Linked DNA regions of Homo sapiens: region 2 is linked to region 1. A link is a loop called in an ENCODE intact Hi-C map of the cell type or tissue named here. Cell type or tissue: endothelial cell of umbilical vein. All regions are shown on one strand. Each heading gives the region's core, and the rest is flanking DNA. Links, peaks and the distances in the headings are about the cores only.

Region 1 (9,266 bases), core at 1-8,000:
ATGTCTAGCACTATAGGCATCGAACCCACAAACCTCCAAATGGAGTAGATGAGGGACAATGATCTCTGTGTCCTAGTGGAAAACACAGACACAGAGCCTTCATATAGAAAGACAGTAGAAACTACGTAGAGTGAACAACCTCAGCATGTATGCTTTGAGTTGCTTTTCACATAATGGGTTATGTCCTGCATTGTGACTCTCTGGGGTTGGTGTCATGTGGGTGGTAAAAAGAGTTTACCAAGGGAATTGTAGGTAAAGAAAGGCAGATTTATTAGAAAAAGTATGAAAACACATTGCAAGGGAGCAATGGGCAGGTCAGCAAGAGAGGAACTGACTGCAAGTAGACAAAGGCTTGCTGGGGATTTTATAGGATGGTGCTTGTGCCGTGTGCTCAAGAGGGCTTTGTGCAGGACTGATAGTGCCAAGGTTTTAGTGAACTAACTTGCATTTTTCTATCAGCCGAGGGTCTGGTGATAGGTGGGTGCAGGAAGATGGGGAGTTATTTGCACAGGAGGACTATGTGTCCTGGAATGTGAAGAAAGGCAGATACATAGCTTATCTGCTTTCTCTTTTTGTTTTCCCTTGGTCCTGCCAGCCTGCTTCTCTCTCCCTAAATTCGCAAGTTATAGGTCATCTTAGAATCAAAGGCTTTTAGTACCAGGGAGTAGGGGGTGCTTAAAGACCCTTCAACTCAGGGCTTCTGAACCCTGGCTACCCATTAGAATCACTTAGGGAGCTTTGAAAAATATCAACACCCCAGCCCTAACCCAGACCAATAAAATCAGAATCGCCAGCAGTGAGGCCTGCGCACTGGTCATTTCCCAAAAGCTCCCAGAGTGGTCCTAATATGAAGACCACAGGCTTGATAAACACTGATCCAGTCTAACCCCTTCATTTTATAGATGACAATGCTGAGGCCTGGAAGGGGACATTACCTGCCCTGGAGAAGCCCCACAGTTAGCAAGCGGCCAAAGGAGAAGCTAGGTTATAAGATGCACGCCAGTTTTTGTGGGCTCCTCGTGACCTCCAACCCTGCCAATAGGTAAAAACCAGATGGATTGGAAATGACCAGAATGGCAGACATGACCTGATCCACATGCTACCAACCTGCCACTCCTGCCCCCTCTCCGATCCGCCCCTGGCATCACCTTCACTCCAGCCACAAACCCCTCACAGTTCTCTGAATGCGCCATGGACTGTCTCCCTGTGGCCTCGCTGATGTTCCCCGTTCTGTGATGCTGTCTCTCTTCTTTAACATGGGGAAGTGTGCTGTGTCTTCAGAGACCGGACTCAAATCCTGTATAAAGGCCCCCACTGCGCACCGCCCCTCAGAGGCTAACCACTCACTCCTGATTCTCTCATAACTTTGCAAAAAGCTTCTATTATATACCGCTTATCAGGTTACATGACCTAGGTGCCTCTCCTCCCCACGCCCTTTTCCTCTGTTTATTCTACAAGTGTCCATAGAAGGAACACATTTTGTCAAGCATTGCTGAAAAAGCTATTTAGGTTGGGGCTAAGAGAGTCCCCCGCAACTGCCCCAACAACCTTTGGACTATTACAAGCTTTTATCAATCTAAAACATTCAATGAAATCAATGAGCCCAGCTTCCAAATGTCACCAAGATGCGATGCTCTATCCCACGGCAGAATTCTCAGGGGTGACTCCTTCTCTGACAGCTCCAGCCAGGAGTCAAAGGCCTGTCCTTCACTGGGCTATCTATCAGGTTCACTAAGCAAAAAATAAATCTGCAATTTTTATTTATATATTTATTTATTTATTTATTTTTATTTTTTGAGACAGAGTCTCACTCTATCACCCAGGCTGGAGTGTAGGGGCATGATCTTGGCTCACTGCAACCTCCGCCTCCCAGGTTTTCCTGCCTCAGCCTCCCGAGTAGCTGAGATTACAGGCACGAGCCACCATGCCGGGCGAATTTTTGTATTTTTGGTAGAGACGACATTTCACTATGTTGCCCAGGCTGGTTTAGAACTCCTGATCTCAGGTGATCTGCCCACCTCAGCCTCCCAAAGTGTTGGATTACAGGCGTGAGCCACTGTGCCCAGCCTGTAATTGTTTACAGCTATTGTCCATTCCATGCCATTCCAGAAGTCCTGGCCCCTGCTTTTGTGAATTTTGCAACTGGTCCTGAGCATACCTCAGGTCTCGCTTGAGTCACTGGGAAAGAGAATCTCAAGGAAGCATGTTTTCACCCGGGAAAAATAAAGCACCAGCCTCTCCTCATCCTGCAACCTAGCCAGGCTTCATAGGCCTGGCTCTCCCATTTAGGAGCTGTGTGATTGGCACATTGCTCAACCCTCTGAGCCTCAGTTAACTTAACTAAAAAACGGGGTTACTGGAGACCTTCCTCTTCGGGTTGTTGTAAAGATTCCATGAGACGTGTGAAAAATATGTAGAATGGTCACTGGCATGTATTATACATTTAGTAAATAGTAATTTGTCTTCCTTTTTCTCTCTCATCCTTCTTTCCTTCCGACCTTCCTTCTCCCTCCTCATCCTCCTCCTCATCCTGCTTCCTGGAGTCTAACTGATGGAGAAGTAAGTTTACTTTAGCACCCTGAAGACTTGACCAATGAGGCGCCACCATGTAACAGAGATTTCAGTGGGGGCCTCCAAGATCTTGTCATTCTCAGTTTTCCTGGAGCCATTCCCCCCCCCGCCCCCCGCCCCAGAGAGTTCCCCAGAATTCCTCTAAATCCCTTGGACACTGTTTGGTCCTCAGAGACCCCTAGAACAATTGGATCTGCTGTGCCCTATGCAAACCTCCTAGACTCAGCGCTTATAAATTCACGGACAGCCCTGTGCTGTGAGTCTCTCCCCTTGCAACATAGTAATCACAGAGCAAGTGTAAATGCTAAAGAAAGAACCAAGCAGGGCAGGGCTGAACCACATGATGATGTTGTGAAGATTTCAGGGAACCCACGAGAGGACCAGGAGGTGGGCGGGGCAGAAGGACAAGCTGTCTCGCCCTAGCTGGCATTTAGGGGAAATTAGGCCCTATTAATGGCTGACAATGCAGCTCTGCCCTGTGCCTCTGAACTGAGCCAGAGCGGCCCGCAGATGTGCTCGGCCCACAAATATGCAGTTGACACCTCCTGAACTTTCGGTGACTTGATTCCAGCTGATCTGATCGGCAATTACATTTTATTTTGGGGCCAAGGAAACAGCAGAGAACCAGGAAAATTATAAGACATCAGAGTACAGTTTTTCTAAGAATATCAACTCCAAACTTTTTTTTTTATTTTTTATTTTTTTGAGACGGAGTCTGGCTCTTTCGCCCAGGCTGGACTGCAGTGGCGCAATCTCCGCCCACTGCAAGCTCCGCCTCCCGGGCTCACGCCATTCTCCTGCCTCAGCCTCCGGAGAAGCTGGGACTGTAGGCGCCCGCCACCACGCCCATAGAATTTTTTGTATTTTTAGTGGAGGCGGGGTTTCGCCGTGTTAGCCAGGATGGTCTCGATCTCCTGACCCCGTTGTTGTTTTATTGGTTAGGGGTTTGCAAGGCACTAAAATAAGAAATCTTGGACACTAAAATAAAAAACTCTGTACACTCAAATCAGATTATAGCCAATTTCCCCATATTATAGCCAGTTTTCCCAGATTATAGCCAAAATTTCCCAATTTTCCCAACCCTTTGTCCAGTGAAAATCTGGGTTTGATTTTTTTTTTTTTTTTTTTTTTGGAGAGGGGATGGGGTAACTCCCACCAAGAGAACTTTGCTAGTAACAGCAAGTACAGACAGCATAGAGGTAAAGAAATTTGGATTTGTAGTTTGTTTTTGGGTTGAATTTCACTCTGTTTATTACTAGTTTTGTGGCCTTGGATAAGTTATATGAAGTTATTGGCCTCAGTTCCCCCATCCATAAAATGGGGATATAAAACCTAGCTTGGGGCTTATTATTACAAGGATTAGATAAGATGTTTATAAGCATCTAGATAGTATCTGGCCTATGGTACTGGTAACAGAGTAACTAAGATGACATCTTCTTGTCATAATGTTGGTTTCTTATCACCTAAAATAAACAGTTCCTGTTTTCACCATTATATATCAAGCCCAAATAAGCAGTCAGTACAAAAAACGGAAACACCAGCTCGGGGAGCAGTTTGGTTTCTAGCAACTAGAGGGTTTGTCATCTGCCTCAGTGATAACATCATTCCGGGCTCAGCAGCTTCAACAGCTTGGCTGGTAGGGAAATACAAGAAACTGCAACTGAGCCCAATCAGGTGCAAAGTTTGTAAATGGCTCATGGACACAAAACCAACTAAACTCAGTAGAAGCTCTCACTCCCTTCTCTCCTCAACTCCCTGGCCCACAGCAGCCCAAATGATCACCAAGACAGTTTCTCTGAAAAGTGCCACTTACTGAACTTGCGTGGGATGGAACATAATTGCAGCTTGTAAAGGAAACCAGCCTAAGAAAAAACATCCCGAGGAAACGAGGTGATTTTCCTGCAGCTACATTTCCCTGGTTGCTGGCTAATGGGGCCAGACAACTTGCCCAAGACGTCCTTGAGGGAGGATGGTGACTCATCCACCTACGCCCTCCCCAATGCCTCCCAGAGCTGCTCTCCAGCCCTAGTTTCCCTCCCAAGTCCCAGGCTACTGCTCAATAGGCCTGTCATCCAGACAATGCTCAGAACACTACCGGAAGGAAGAGAGGGCCCCTACCCAGGACAGGCATCTCTTCTATGACTGGTTTACAATGGGACCAAGCAGAGTCTGCCTCGCCAGTCAAATCATTCCCCTCAACTCTGGGCCCAGAGTTACCAGCCACAAAAGGCTAAGCACACACCCTCTCCACCCTTTTGTGCCCAGCGCCTAGTGCTAAGCTGCTAAGCTACTAAGCTATATGTTCCTAGGTACATGTAACAGCACATGAAGAAATGAATGAAAAAAAGGAGTGAATGAACCCATGAAGGAGCAAACTCCACAGGAAGCTCCAAGCAAGACACATCACCACATGCAACACTGCAAGGCAGGTATTGCTCATGCCACATTATAAATCAAGGAAAGAAATCTCAGAGAGGTTAAGTAAACACCCCATAGTCACATAGCTAAGAAATGATGAAACTAGGCTTTGAACCCAGGTCTGACTCCTAAGTCAAGGCTTCTGATATGGAAGCCACCCTCCTGACCACAAAAATGACAAATCATACTGACAGAGCCCCTGACACATCAGAATTATTTCATCCTCCCAACATTCCAGGGAGAGTTTTAGGTAGGAAAACTGACCCCTAAAGATAACTCATCATATATTCAGGGTTGCACAACTAGTTAGAGATGAAGCCGGGATTTGAACCTGGACTTTCATGTTTTGAATCACAAGTATTTGAGAGCCCTGTGTTAGGTACTGAGGAGCCAACAGTGAACAGGACAGACGCAGTCCATGGACCTTCCATCCACAGGGGCGGTGACTTCAGATATAGCTTTTCCCATGACACCATATGTTACCCATAAAATTTGCAGCAGTGTTTCAGTAGTTTTGTTTTGAAGGAGAAAATCATCTGAGAACAGAGGATATCAACAAAAAGAAGGGAATGGTTTGCATCTGAGGAGCCTGTGTTGTTTTTGACACGGGTTACCAGAAATCCTATCCTTTGTTGAAGCACAGTTCTGCCTCTTCCTTAGGACAGGGTGTGTGTGGACAGGCTGGGAGACCTGCCTATAATATGGAGATTTTTTGGGCACCAAAGGGAACCCAACTATCAAATTCCCCACTGAGTCACCACCGAACCCAGTACAGGAAGCCTCAGGCAATACTGACTTGGCAATTAATGGGCTAATCTGGCCAAGTCACACCTCAAGACAGGGCATGAGTTAACCTAATTAGGCCACCCATGATGCATAAATTCAGGAGTCCATTTTTCCAGAAGGGAGTGCAGGTGAGAGATTGGGAAGGGGGGTAGGGGGCATCAGATAGTTCTCAAGTGCATCCCTTTACAAGAGTTCTAAAAATTCGACACCTTTGAGGCCCGTGCATTATCTTCCTCCACCAGGTACCTTGGTCCAAAGAAGTATTAAATTTAGTCAGAGACTGTAGCCAAAGCAGTACATTTTTCCCTCTTTCTCTACGGCTATCGAAGGTCCACTGATGCTGCTGCTAGTTGTTCACTTACCAGTTCTGGGCATCAAGTGCTAATTAATGTTCCTACAAAAGGATCAGCCCCAGAGTCTCCACATCAAGACCCACACACACCACTGAGGCTGTTGCCATGGCAACCAGGCCTCCTAACTTTGCACTAGCTTTCCACAGAAGACACTTTTCCTTGGTTGGAGCTTTTCTTTTGCTCAAAGAGGAGCTCTTTTCATAATTGATGGCACAGAGGCCACGTTTGCTGCCTCATTAAACTAACGAGTTAGATTTACTGAGGCAGTCACTTAGCAAAAGGTCCCCGCTCGCAAGGGAGTTTGCCAAACTGGCACAGTGAGGTGGGGCATCACTGGGCTTTAATATGTGGGATGTGGGAATGGGTGTCAAGTGTACCCATGTGCAACTCTTCCTTTGGGGATACCAAAGGGAAGACTGCACAGCTTCGGTGGACCTTTAATTCCCGAGTCCCATTGCTCGAACTTGAGACTGTTAATCTCAGGAGTTCAAACCCTGGGCAGGTCTGAATGCTTAGCACTAAACCTAGGCATTTCTCTAATTCTAAACATCCCCTGCTAGATTTTTCAGAGATGCTACATAGAAAAAGGGTGACGGAGAAAGCAACCACTGAAGGTAAAATGCCAGGCTGTGAAAGGAAGTTTTAAATCCCCCAAAGACCACAATTTTAGAGTTTTTAGTATCCATACCTACAAAAAAAAAAAATTCACATGCTGACAGAGTGCTTGAAGCTTACCTGGATTGGGTTGTAGAGTTCCTGCAGGGGGCTTCGGGACCCCTTCCGGCAGCAGATGTCCACACCAAAGGGATTCCTCCGCATGACTGAGGAAAGAAAGTGAAGGCTCATCAGAAATGAGCAACAAAGATTTGTTGTCTGTCAAAGAAAAAGGCACAGAGTAGGGAAGAAGAAACAGGCAGGAAAGAAAGAGAAAACCAGCTTCTAGCAAAGGAAGATTTCCACACTGTCCCTTCTCCAACAGCACAGCTGCTGTCTGTCTTCCCAACATTCAGGCATCTCCACACCCAGAAGGATCTAGATCATGCTAAAAAGTCTCCCCAGCAAGTGTTTTAAGAAAACAGGACAGGCATCTAAAGCTCATTGAAATGAAACCACTTACAAAAGATGGCGTAATGGCTGCTTCAAGACAGCAAGTTCTACCCAGCAGCAGGCTTGGTAACACATTTTAAGATTCCGCAGACTTCTCCAGCAACAGTCAATGACCTTTCATTCCTTGTCCCTGAAAGCTGGGCTTCTGAGAATGGGCAGGTCCTTCCCCAGGAGGCTCCTCCCACTGGACAGGTCAGAGGCCCAGCCTCCCCAAAACCTCTCCTAAATTATGTTACTTTTAGTGAAAATATCAGCATGAAGCAGAAAAGACAAGAGTTTATGATTCCAGACAGAGATGGTACTTACAATTAATAAAAGAGGGGGAATAAGTGAACTCCTCAAACCCCACCAACATTGAAGCCACCAAGAGCTCTTTTTAAATGGCAATGAATTCTTTCTTTTTCATTTTTCTTGTTCACTCTGTGCAGCCCCTCATGCATTATGTAACGCATAGTCATGGGCTTGATCATTATTTGTTGGAGGGAGGAGGAAGGAGGAAGGGAGGGATGAAATTGGGAGAGAGGGAAGGAAGGAAGGAAAAAAGGAAGGTAGGAGGGAAGGAAAGAGAGCAGTAGAGAGGGAGAGAAGGAAGGAGGGAAGGAGGAAAGGAGAAGGAAAGGGAGGGGAGCAAGCGAAGGAAGGAAGGGAAGGGAAGAAGGAGAGAGGAAAAGAGGGAGGAAAGGAAGGAGGAAAGGAAAAAAGGAAGCCGAGAAGGAGGAAGGAGGGAAGAAGGGAGGGAAGGAAGAAAGGAAAGAAGGAGAGAGGGAAAAAAGAGAGATGGGGGAAGAATAAATGGGGCTTTCTTCTCAAGTACGAGGCAGTTTTCTTATGGTTTGAGGTGCAACAGTGGCATGAGTGGAACAAGGAAAACTAGATCCTTTCATGAGCCTAAAGAATTCACCTGCTCCACAGAGGCAATGAATGGACAGCAGGACATTCCCTGGAACAGATAGCCTGGGTTTCAATACTGGCTCTACCACTACCAGCTGTGTGACCTTAAGGAAACTACCTAACCTCTCTGTGTCTCTGCTTCTTTGTCTGTAAAATGGGAATGACAGGGGCATCTAACTTCCTGGGTTGGATGTGAAGATTAAATGAGTAACTACTATGTGCAGAATGCTTAAAACTGTGCCTGGCCAAAAGCCACAGTTTAAAAGTGTTGGTGACAAATTTCAGAAGCTATTTTAGATCCCCCTGGGAGGAAGGCGGGAACTTCTCTATTTGTGGCTATCAAGGGGACTGATGAGGAGTGACCAGACCTCAAGCAGGGTGCAGCTCAAATGACTGGGAGGGCTGGCTGCAGGGGGTTAGCCCAGGGACCTCTGCTTAGAAGTCAATCTGAGGTCAGGAAAGGGAGGAGAGTCATCCAAAAGCAGCTGATGACATCTGGAAGGTCTCCGGAGGAAAAACTACTGCTCAGGTGAGCCTCCGTTGACTTGTCACTTTGAGCCACGTGGAAACTCTGAAAGTCAATCATCAATGCCCAGAAACAAGATGCCATGTTTTCTCTTTCCTTTTCCTTGACTTCCTAGGGCAGGGGTCAGCAAAATTTTCTGTAAGGGGCCAAACAGTATTTAGGCTTTGCACCCTGCAGTCTCTGTCATAACTCTTCCGCAGGGCCACTGTGGTGTGAAATCCTCCCCAAACGATACAGAAATGAATGGGTGTGGCTGGGTGCCAACAAAACTTCACTGATGAACAGGGAAATCTGGGAAAATGTCATCTAATTTTCATGTGTCAGAAAATATTATTCTTCTTTTGAGTTTTTTCCACCAATGAACAAAAATGGGCAGTGGGCCAGATTTGGCCCTTGGGCTAGAGTTTGCCAACCCTTGCCCTAGAGAACTGCCCCAGGTCTTCTCGGGGTCAGTAGTACAAGCTCCAAACATAGCTACATGCCCACAGTCTTCCCTGGGGAGGAGGGAATCGCAGGCAAATGTCAATACATTAAAGCCATTAGAATTTGATCAGGCTGTACAGAGAAACACTGGTTCTTTGTTCCTCCAGTTGCCCCAAGAAGACGGAAAAAAA
Region 2 (9,422 bases), core at 1-8,000, 120 kb after region 1:
GAGTCAGTCTACCTTCTGCAGAGAAAGTCTAAACCGATTGTTTCTGCCATTGTCACAACTGCACACAGACATTGAACAACCCTGAAGTTGGAGCTGGGTGTCAGATGGCCAGTTCACCCTCTGCGGTGAGCAGAAGGCCAGAAACAGCGAGGTTCCCAAAGGTCGTGGATCCTTCTTAGGATCTGCAGCTCCTCCGAGCCCCGCTCCCTGCAGCTGTGGCCCTCCTGACATGGGGTTGCATACCACTCTTCTTGCCCACTGTGTACTTTCTAAGATCAAATACAAAGTCTCTAGAGGTGCCCCTGTATATTCTCTGCTGGAATCATTTGCTGTCGTGCCTTCGTGTTCCCGATTTTTTATAAGAGTCAATCTTCCAGAGATGTGTTTCTCAAAGCAAGGTCGGGGAACCTCCTGCAGCAGAATCGCCTCAGGATGTGTCTGTTAAATAGATTCCCAGGCCCCACGGCTGCATTTTGAGTGAGACTCAGGTGATTTCTAAGCACATGAACCTCTGAGGCCCGCTGTCCTGGAGCAGCAATTCCAAAAAATATTCCCAAGGGTGCTCCAAATTTCTGGGGTAAGTTTTAAAGACATTCATTTCTGGACCCCACAGCCTACTAGAGCCTGCCCCTACCTCCCTAATTCTGAAATAGACAGTCCAGAGAATTTAACTCCCCAGACGGCACCCGTGTGTGTAAGCCCCTGACATTCGGGCCATGATTCCCAAGGCAAGGAGGCCTCACTCCCTTCCCACTCTTTTCCAACAATCCCCACATCCTTCATGTCTTAGCTTCAGCATGGCTTGCTCAGGAGAGAGCCTTCTGTGACCACTACCGCCATCCCACCTGCCAACATTCATTAGGTTTCCTTGCTATGTGCTCTCTTGACACCCTGTCCTTCTCTTTTGTATAACTTAACGCCATTGTTACTAAATAGGTACCTGTTTAATTGTTTAATATCTGATCCTCCACTAGGGTGATAACAATCATACATATGTATCACTGACCACTTACAATGTCCCTGGGCTGTGCCAAACACTTACCCTGCATTAGTTCATTAAATGTAGACCTCACCATAACCCTGCAAGGTAGACACTCCTGTATACCCATTTTATAGATGAGAACATTGTAAGTTTGCCAGGTCTGCCTTGTCACCTCCATATCTCAGGTGTGAATAGCATCTGCACAGGGTAGGTGCTCAGTAACTATTTAATGAATAAATGAAGTGGTACCTCTCCAGTCCCCAAAAAAGATTCTGTGGTTGTGTAAGTTTAAGAAATTCTGGGTTAACTGGGGTTCTTAATGGCAGGACTTCCCAGAGCACTGAGTATGTTAATGTGATCGTGAATCGTCATGATGGGGCTGTCCCATTTGTGATCTCAAGCCAAGGATGCCTGTTCCCAGGAACCAGCACACAGCTCTCCAAGCCCAGTCTTTCCCTCCTTGGCAATGACCCACTGAAAGATGACTTGTCTCTGTTGCCCACTCCAGCCACTAACCAGGAGAGGAACCATTAGGAAATGGGTCACTCTGACCATGATGCCATCTAATCTCATTCCATCTTATGCCAATTCCCAACAATGGCAAAAAGAAGACCTAGATGCAGGTGACTATGTAGCAGTAGAAACAGCAGACCTTCGCAGACAGTAGTAGAAACAAACAGACTGTAGAGTCAAGCAGGCCCAGGTTCAGATCCTCCCTGACCCCAGCAGCAGACCCTCTACTTGCAGAAGCTACAGAGACTACGTCCCCACCTTTGCCTCCAGCCTCCTCCACCAGGCCAGCTTCAACAGCAGGTAAGAAGAGCCACAGTCCTCCCCGACCCCAGGCCTCACCTGGGTCATTCATCTACTCATCTGTTCCTTTCACTCACCCAATAAACAAACTCACTAAGGGGGCGTACTGAGGAATAAGTACACGTGGAGCTTGTGGAGCAGAATACTGAAGAAGAGACATAAAACAAACTCAGGTACCCCTTACTCTCCAAAAGCAGGAACCAAAGAGATGCAGGTAACATTGGGGAGTTTGTATCTGAACTCTCTTCTCTTATTATCCAAAATTGGCAGGCTGAATGAATCACATCCTGAGGGATTGCTGCATGGACAAATGGAGTGCAATGAAAAAAAGTCAAAGTGCATGGGGAGGCCGGGCACGGTGGCTCACGCCTGTAATCCCAGCACTTTGAGAGGCCGAGGCAGGCCGATCACCTGAGGTCAGGAGTTCAAGACCAGCTTGGCCAACATGGCAAAATCCTGTCTCTACTAAAAATACAAAAATTAGCCGGGCATGGTGGCTGGCACCTGTAATCCCAGCTACTCGAGAGGCTGAGGCAGAAGAATCTCTTGAACCCAGGAAGCAGAGGTTGCAGTGAGCTGAGATCACGTCACTGCACTCCAGTCTGGGCGACAGAGCAAGACTCCATCTCAACAAAAAACAACCAAATGCATGGGGAGAGACTGTAACCAAGGGACCTGCCTTCAGGAACTGGGATGTGAAGGGTGTGGAGAATGGATGGGGTGTGAAGGGTGAGCATGTGAAGATGCAGGAGTCCAGTTTTGGAGATATTGCACCAGGAGGCATGTGGGTATCAATGAACTACATGAAAGGATGTCCAAGTTGTTCTTAAGTAGAGCCAAGGTTAGAAACCTTGAATCTGTGGTGACCCGAATCAGCACTGTTTCAGACAGGATGACTTTCTCCCATGCTGACTCCGGGCCAAGTCTATGAGAACCACCATCTGTTCCAAAAAGTAAGCAGAGACTTCAGACGTGAAGCCACTAAAAGACAGAAGAAGTGGGGACATTTTTAAGACATTAAAGTCTTAAGTGGGGGGATGCACAGACTCTGGAGTGAGTTGGGACCGAGTTGAAATCTGCAACCTTGGGTAAGTGGAATGAGTTCTCTGAGCTGCTGTCTTTGTCCAGGTAACATGTACCTTATGAGGCCGTTGTGAGAATTTGAGGCAATGTGTGTGAAGCTCCGGGCACACACTAGGTCCTCCATAATTGTCAGCTCTTATTACAACAACTCCTACCTTGCTCAAAGGACCAAAATCTTGTCTCATCGATCTAAGCAAGCAGAACCACGTTGGAGTTCTGTGAGCCTTTCCTCTGTGGGAAAAGCCAAAATGACACTGAGGGTGGGGAAAGGGAAGGGAGGCAGTGGCCACATGGTCTAGGAAAGTGGTGAGCCCACTTGCCTAAAAAATAAAGCCATGTGGATGTAAAGGATGTGCCTAAACTTAAAAGAAGTAAACACCAGCTGCCCATTTGACATGGCCTCCTTTCATTTTTGCGGGGGGGGGCTCCCTGTTTGATGTGGCTCTGGGGCCCAGCAGCCCCAGGTGGCAGAGCAGCCTCCACTGGCTCGTAAATACCCAGGGTTACCCCAGATGACACACCGTCTTCAGCAAAGAGAAGGGATGGGGGAAGGCGAAAGGAAGGCAGAAGGTAGTGAGGAATAGGAAAAAAAAAAAGAGCCATACATTCTTTATATCAGCAACAATCTATCCAAAAATAAAATCAAGAAAACAATCCTGGGGAGGCTGAGGTGGGTGGATCGCTTGAGGTCAGGAGTTTGAAACCAGCCTGGCCAACATGGTGAAACCCTGTCTCTACTAAAAAATATATATATATACAATAAAATTAGCCAGGCATTGTGGCGGGTTCCTGTAATCCCAGCTACTCGGGAGGCTGAGGCAGGAGAATTGCTTGAACATGGGAGGTGGAGGCTGCAGTGAGCCAAGATCATACCATTGCACTCCAGCCTGGGCAACAAGAACAAAACTCCAAAAAAAAAAAATGCAAGAGAAAGGAAGGAAAAGAGGGACGGAGGGAGGGAGAGAGGAAGGAAGGAAGGAAGGAAGGAAAGAAGGAAGGAAACAGTCCTATTTACAATAACATCAAAAAGATATTCTTTTTTCAAGTCATAGACGAGTAAATACTCTGTTCACTTGGATGAGACATTTAGGTATCAGAAACCCCAAAGCCCTCTCCAAAAATGCCTTCCCTTTCTTAGCCAATCTTTGCCATATCTGATATCGTTGCCCCCCATCGACGCGTGAGAGAATCCATGACCGCTCCCTACAGAAGGAAGCCACCAGCTGGAACAGTGGGCTCAGGTGACTGCACCCAGGTTTGGTTTTTGAAACCATTTCTTTCAGTGGCTTAAAAAGCTGGGCCAAATTCTAAAAATTGTAAAGTATGACAGTAGATTACTTTTTTTAAGTGATAACTTATTCCAGCGCACCCAACTGGGAAGGCCAATACGAGGAAGCAACATTAAACGGGACCTGAAGGAAAAGCACGCCAAGCACAGGGAACGGCAAGTGCAAAATTCGTGACGTGGCAAGAGTGTGGTGCTCATAAGGCACTGAAAGAAGGCAGAGTGGCGCAAGTCCAGCTGGGCAGGGGAACAAGGAAGTGGGACCAGGCAGGCCTCAGTGAGGCGGGACCTTGAAGTCAGGCTAAGGATTTGGGTTTCTCTTCTGGGTGCAATGAGAAGTCATGAAAGGCTGTACCTTTGCAGTGTTACAGCAGAGCAGAAAGGCAGCTCTCTTCCCATTTCATAGCTGGAAAGTACGGCACAGAGAGGTTAAGTGACCTCTGCTGAGTCACATCCCGGCACAGGGGTGAAGCTAAGAAGCCACATCCCCTGACTCCAACTGGAAAGAATCCCTACTGGGTCAAGGCAAGAAATGTGTTCCTTCAGACTGCAGTATTTTCCCAGGACTGCTATAACAAAGTGCCACAAACTTGGTGGCTTAATACAATAGAAATGTATTCCTTCATGGTTCTGGAGACCACAAGTCCAAAATCAAGATGTTGGCAGGCCCATCCATGCCCTCTCTGAGGCCTCTAGAGAAGGATCCTTTCTTGTTTCTTCCAGCTTCTGGTGGCTCCTGGCATTCCTTGGCTCATGGCAGCATCAATCCAGTCTCTGCCTCCATTATCACACGGTCTTATGTGTGTTTCTGTGTCTCTTCTCCTCTTATAATAAGGACGCTAGTCATATTGGATTAAGGGCACACTGTCCTCTAATATGACTTCATCTTTTTTTTTTTTTTTTTTTTGAGATGGAATCTTGCTCTGTAGCCCAGGCTGGGGTGCAGTGGCACGATCTCAGCTCACTGCAACCTCCGCCTCCCAGGTTTAAGCAATTCTCCTGCCTCAGCCTCCTGAGTAGCTGGGATTACAGGCACCCGCCACCATGCCCAGCTAATTTTTTGTATTTTTTAGTAGAGACGGGGTTTCACCATCTTGGCCAGGCTGGTCTCAAACTCCTGACCTCGTGATCCACCCACCTCAGCCTCCCAAAGTGCTGGGATTACAGGTGGGAGCCACTGCACCTGGTTGACTTCATCTTAACTAACTATATTTGCAATGCCCCTATTTCCAAGTCAAGTCACATTCTGAGGTTCCAGGAAGAACATGAATTTGGAGGGGGGGGCGGGGACACTATCAACTCAGTGCACTGACTAAGCAGATGTTTATGAAAGATAGGCCTGAATTCAACAGGGGCTCAGAGCACTGACCAACTAAAGTATAGAACCTTTTGCAGCAGAACTCCTGGTTGACCCCCAATATCCATTCTCTGTCTTCCTTTAGAATAAAGAAAACACAAGTTTAGCACATGACCACACGGAATGAAGACTACCTTTCCCAGCCTCCCCCACAGACATAAATGGCTGGAGCTAAGTGAGATTTAAGCAAAAGTGATGGATCCAAGGGGAATGCCCTCCGCTGGACCTCTCTCCCTCTTCCCACTGGCAGGAAGGCAGACATGGTGGTGAGCCATCTTCAACAAGTGGCATGCATACATGAGAAAAATATGTCCTGTGGCTTCTTCAAGCCATAGGAACACATTTGTCTTCTAGCAACAGGAGGTAAACAGAATCAAAAGTTCATGCGGCCATTTTCAGTCCAAATAGGTTTTCCTAGTGGCAAAAAACTTCCTAGCATACTACCTACTACCTAAGAGTGCAAGACTTTTTAAAATCTAATTATATATTTTTTACCTCTTGCCTCTCTTGGTTGTTATTCATCAGAAAAACAAGATCTGATGCCTGTCTTGGATAAGAGCATCTCCAGTTTTCTTTCTCTCACTCCCAACCTTACTCTCAAACTGGGCATGTGATCCCGGCCACACCAATGAGATTTGCTCACTCAACAGATTTTTACTGAACACTTGCTGTAGGACAGGCACCGTTCTAGGAGCTGGGGATGACAGTAAACAAAATATAAAAATCCCTGCCCTTAAGAACTTTACATTCCAGAACTTTTGTGGAAACTGCTGGAAAAAAGAAGTACTCTCTCTTTCTACTGGGACTGCTGAAAGGCTAGGATGGAGGCTGGAACCGCAGGCAGCCATCTTGCCACCATGAGGAGACAGACACAGCATGAACAATCACATGCTAGGGTGCTTGGTCTCTGCCACACTGAGTTTGGCTCAGTTCCCTGAGCCAAAAAAAAGGGGGGGCCCTTTTTTTTTGCTTAAACCAATTTGAGTTGGGTTGGGAAAGGAAGGAGTTGCATCCAATTTCTACCAATACGTTAAGAGTCCCTCAGAAAGATATCTGAGGCAAGTTTGGAAATGCCAAGTAAAGACAGGTGACTCTTTTGAAAACGGCTTTTCCTTGGACATGCCTTGGACATGCACTGTTTAAAGGCTCCTTCCATGTTGTCATTTCCAGTTTTAAAAACCTCCTTTTCAATAACCCCCTAGAATGAAGGCACCAGTTCACTGCCTCTCCCACTATGTGTTAAGAACCAAACCATGTCATCTCATCCCCCAAATGACCAGAGACTAGATGGTTCCAGTCACCTCCTGAAGCTCTTGAAATTGCCTGCCACTGCTGCTGATGGCCACAGGGAACACCACCTTTATTTCCCAAAAGGCTAAATCCCACCGGTTTTCCTCAAGGTAGTGACTGGGCCCCAACATTTCTGATAATTGCTTTCCTTCCCAGGCAAGCACCTCCATGCTCTGGGGCCCCGTGAATACTCAGCTGTTAACAGGAACAGCCTGAACTAGACTTACAGATAACCGAAGCTAACTGACCACATCCTACTTAACAGGAAACCTAATAGACAGCTATTTTAGACTTATTCTCACTTCCCCTCATCCGCTTCCATCTCGGCACTCTGCTGCTGGGAAGTCAGGGTGTACATAAAAGAGACTATGGGGAAGGGGTCAGTGGAGACTCCAGAATTCAGATATAAAAAGGCTTAGGGACGTGGACCTGGTGGAAGAGAGGTGCTGGCACTGCATTCACGTGGCAAACATCACATTTTTACTTACAGTGTATTTTGGGGTCTCTGGTATGGGCTAGTGGAAATCATTTTTTTAATGTTTAAGAAAAGAAAATAATAAAATTAAAATATACCCAGGCCTTCCTTCTGGAGATATAAGTAACAGAAATACTACACAGGAAGCTCCATCTGCCGTGTGTGTTTGTGTGTGTGTGTGTAACGATCAGCAATGTCTTTCACTTTTGCAAGAAGAAAGATACAGTTTGAGTTATGGGTTTGCTTTGGTTTTTCTCTCCCTGTCTCCCACCCCCACTTCCTGTTAGGGGGGTTGCTTCCCAAACTTGAGAGCCCCATCAACACACAGCTCCCTGGAGAGGCTTCATTCTCAGGGTGCTGCCAGCCATCACCCTTCTTAGAGTCATAGGAGACATGTGAAGAGCTCTTAGACCTTCTCACTAAATGAACTTCCTCATAACTGAATTCCTTTCTCCAATCAGTTGAGGACAATTGAGTGCACAATGCCTCCTAGAGCTATCATTGTGTCTTTCCAACTGCAGAGCAATTGTTCATTTTCCTTTCAGCTCAAGGATCGTTCCTTGTCTTAGTCCATTTGGACTGCTATATCAAAATATCCTGCACTAGGTGGCTTGTAAACTACAGAAATTTATTGCTCAAACAGTTCTGGAGGCTGGAAAGTCCAAGATCGAGGCACTGGCAGATTTGGTGTCTGGAAAGGTCCCACTTCCTGGTTCTCACTGTGTCCTCCCATGGCACAAGAGGTGAGGGTCTCTCTGGGGTCTCTTTTATAAGGGCACTAATCCCATTCATGAGGGCTCCCTCATGACCTAATCACGTCCCAAAGACCACCACCTTCTAAGAGCCTCATATTGGGGATTAGGTTTCAACACATGAATTAGGGAGAGACGCAGCATTCAGACAATAGGGTTTCTCCATATGTTTTTCCTCCTAAATCACAAAAAGAAATTTTTCTCGCAGATGCCAGCCCACGCTTTGCAGAGAGAAGTTCTTATTAGAGCACTTTGAGTCAGATGAGCCAGGGCATCCGAGCTCCACCAACTACTAGCTGGGTTACTTTAAGTTAATTACAAAACTTCTCTGAGTCCCACCTAAAAATGAGGATGAGGCCAGTTCTCCTCGCCAGGCTGTGGAGAAGACTAAATGATTTAACACCTGTAATGGGTACCTAGTGAGTAGCAGTGAAAATGTATCTTTTCATTGAATTTGAATCCTAAGGATGATCTATTATAGGACTCTTGGACAGGCACTGAGGGTATGGAGGTGGCTTTACAGCAAGCTACTTGTCCATTCATGAATCCCCCTATCCCTGGAAGCCCATTAATAAGATACTTTGTGACATCTGAAGAAAGTTCTGTTCTCTTCCCAGATCAAGTGAAACCTCTCCTTACCTTCCTTGGCTCATTCATTCAGACATGCAAGCATGTATGCAACAAACATTTATTTTATTACAAGTCTGTCATACGCCAGGGACTGGGGACACAGTTTGTGGCCTCCAGAAGCCTATAATCTAGTATGGACCAAAAACTCAATGCAAGCATGAATGTTGAGATAGAGGAAGGCTCCATCAGGAATCTGGATGACAGCTTAATCAAAGGAGCTGGGATATAGTAAGATGGACATATTCACACACTGCTGGTTGGAGCATCAATAGATACAATCTTCTAGAAAATAATTTGGTTACACTTATCAAGAGCCTTCAAAGGTTTATAACCTCTGAATTGCCCCTCTGAAATTTTATCTGAAAGGGACATTAAGAAACTCAGACAAAAGTTTAGTTTACAAAAAAAACGGCATTTTTTTAAAAGGGAAAATCTTTCTCAAAAATATTCAACAAAGGAGAATGGCAAAATGAAAATACATCCATCTGATGGAATATTACAGTGTTGTCAGAGAAAACTGAATGACATGAGAAAATGCCCATGATTCGGTGCTACATGGAAAAAGCAAAATACACTGTAAGCCTGACGATTTCATCTTTGTAAATATATATACACACATATATTACATATCTTACATATATGTGTATATATTATATGTGTGTATAACATATGTATATATTATTCACATATGTGTATATACTACATGTGTACATATTACATATATTACATATATGTGTAACATATGCTATTACATA

What was found. A loop is a pair of places that touch in the nucleus more often than their neighbours do. Peaks named below come from ENCODE experiments on the same cell type or tissue, not always from the same donor. Only the 100,000 strongest peaks of a DNase experiment are listed, where the experiment ranks them.
Region 2: a loop joins it to region 1, with 4 times the contacts of the local background. A loop is called at or near these places in 2 of 110 quality-filtered maps.

What each region holds. Positions count from the first base shown.
Region 1 is chr12:104,599,589-104,608,854 of GRCh38, reverse strand. CHST11 (carbohydrate sulfotransferase 11) reads right to left here. Exons shown (of 3, transcript NM_018413.6): 2 at 6,864-6,949. Among named protein-coding and RNA genes, the nearest start is that of MIR3922, 13 kb to the right of the region's middle. RefSeq lists enhancers at 2,501-3,088, 3,089-3,676, 4,098-4,724, 4,725-5,352. In endothelial cell of umbilical vein, for the core only: no CTCF peak of the experiment used is centred there; a DNase peak (open chromatin) is centred at 4,594; H3K27ac peaks cover 3,078 bases.
Region 2 is chr12:104,476,226-104,485,647 of GRCh38, reverse strand. All of the region lies in intron 1 of CHST11 (carbohydrate sulfotransferase 11), which reads right to left. Among named protein-coding and RNA genes, the nearest start is that of CHST11, 24 kb to the right of the region's middle. RefSeq lists enhancers at 2,216-2,716, 6,878-6,927. In endothelial cell of umbilical vein, for the core only: no CTCF peak of the experiment used is centred there; a DNase peak (open chromatin) is centred at 4,637; H3K27ac peaks cover 2,232 bases.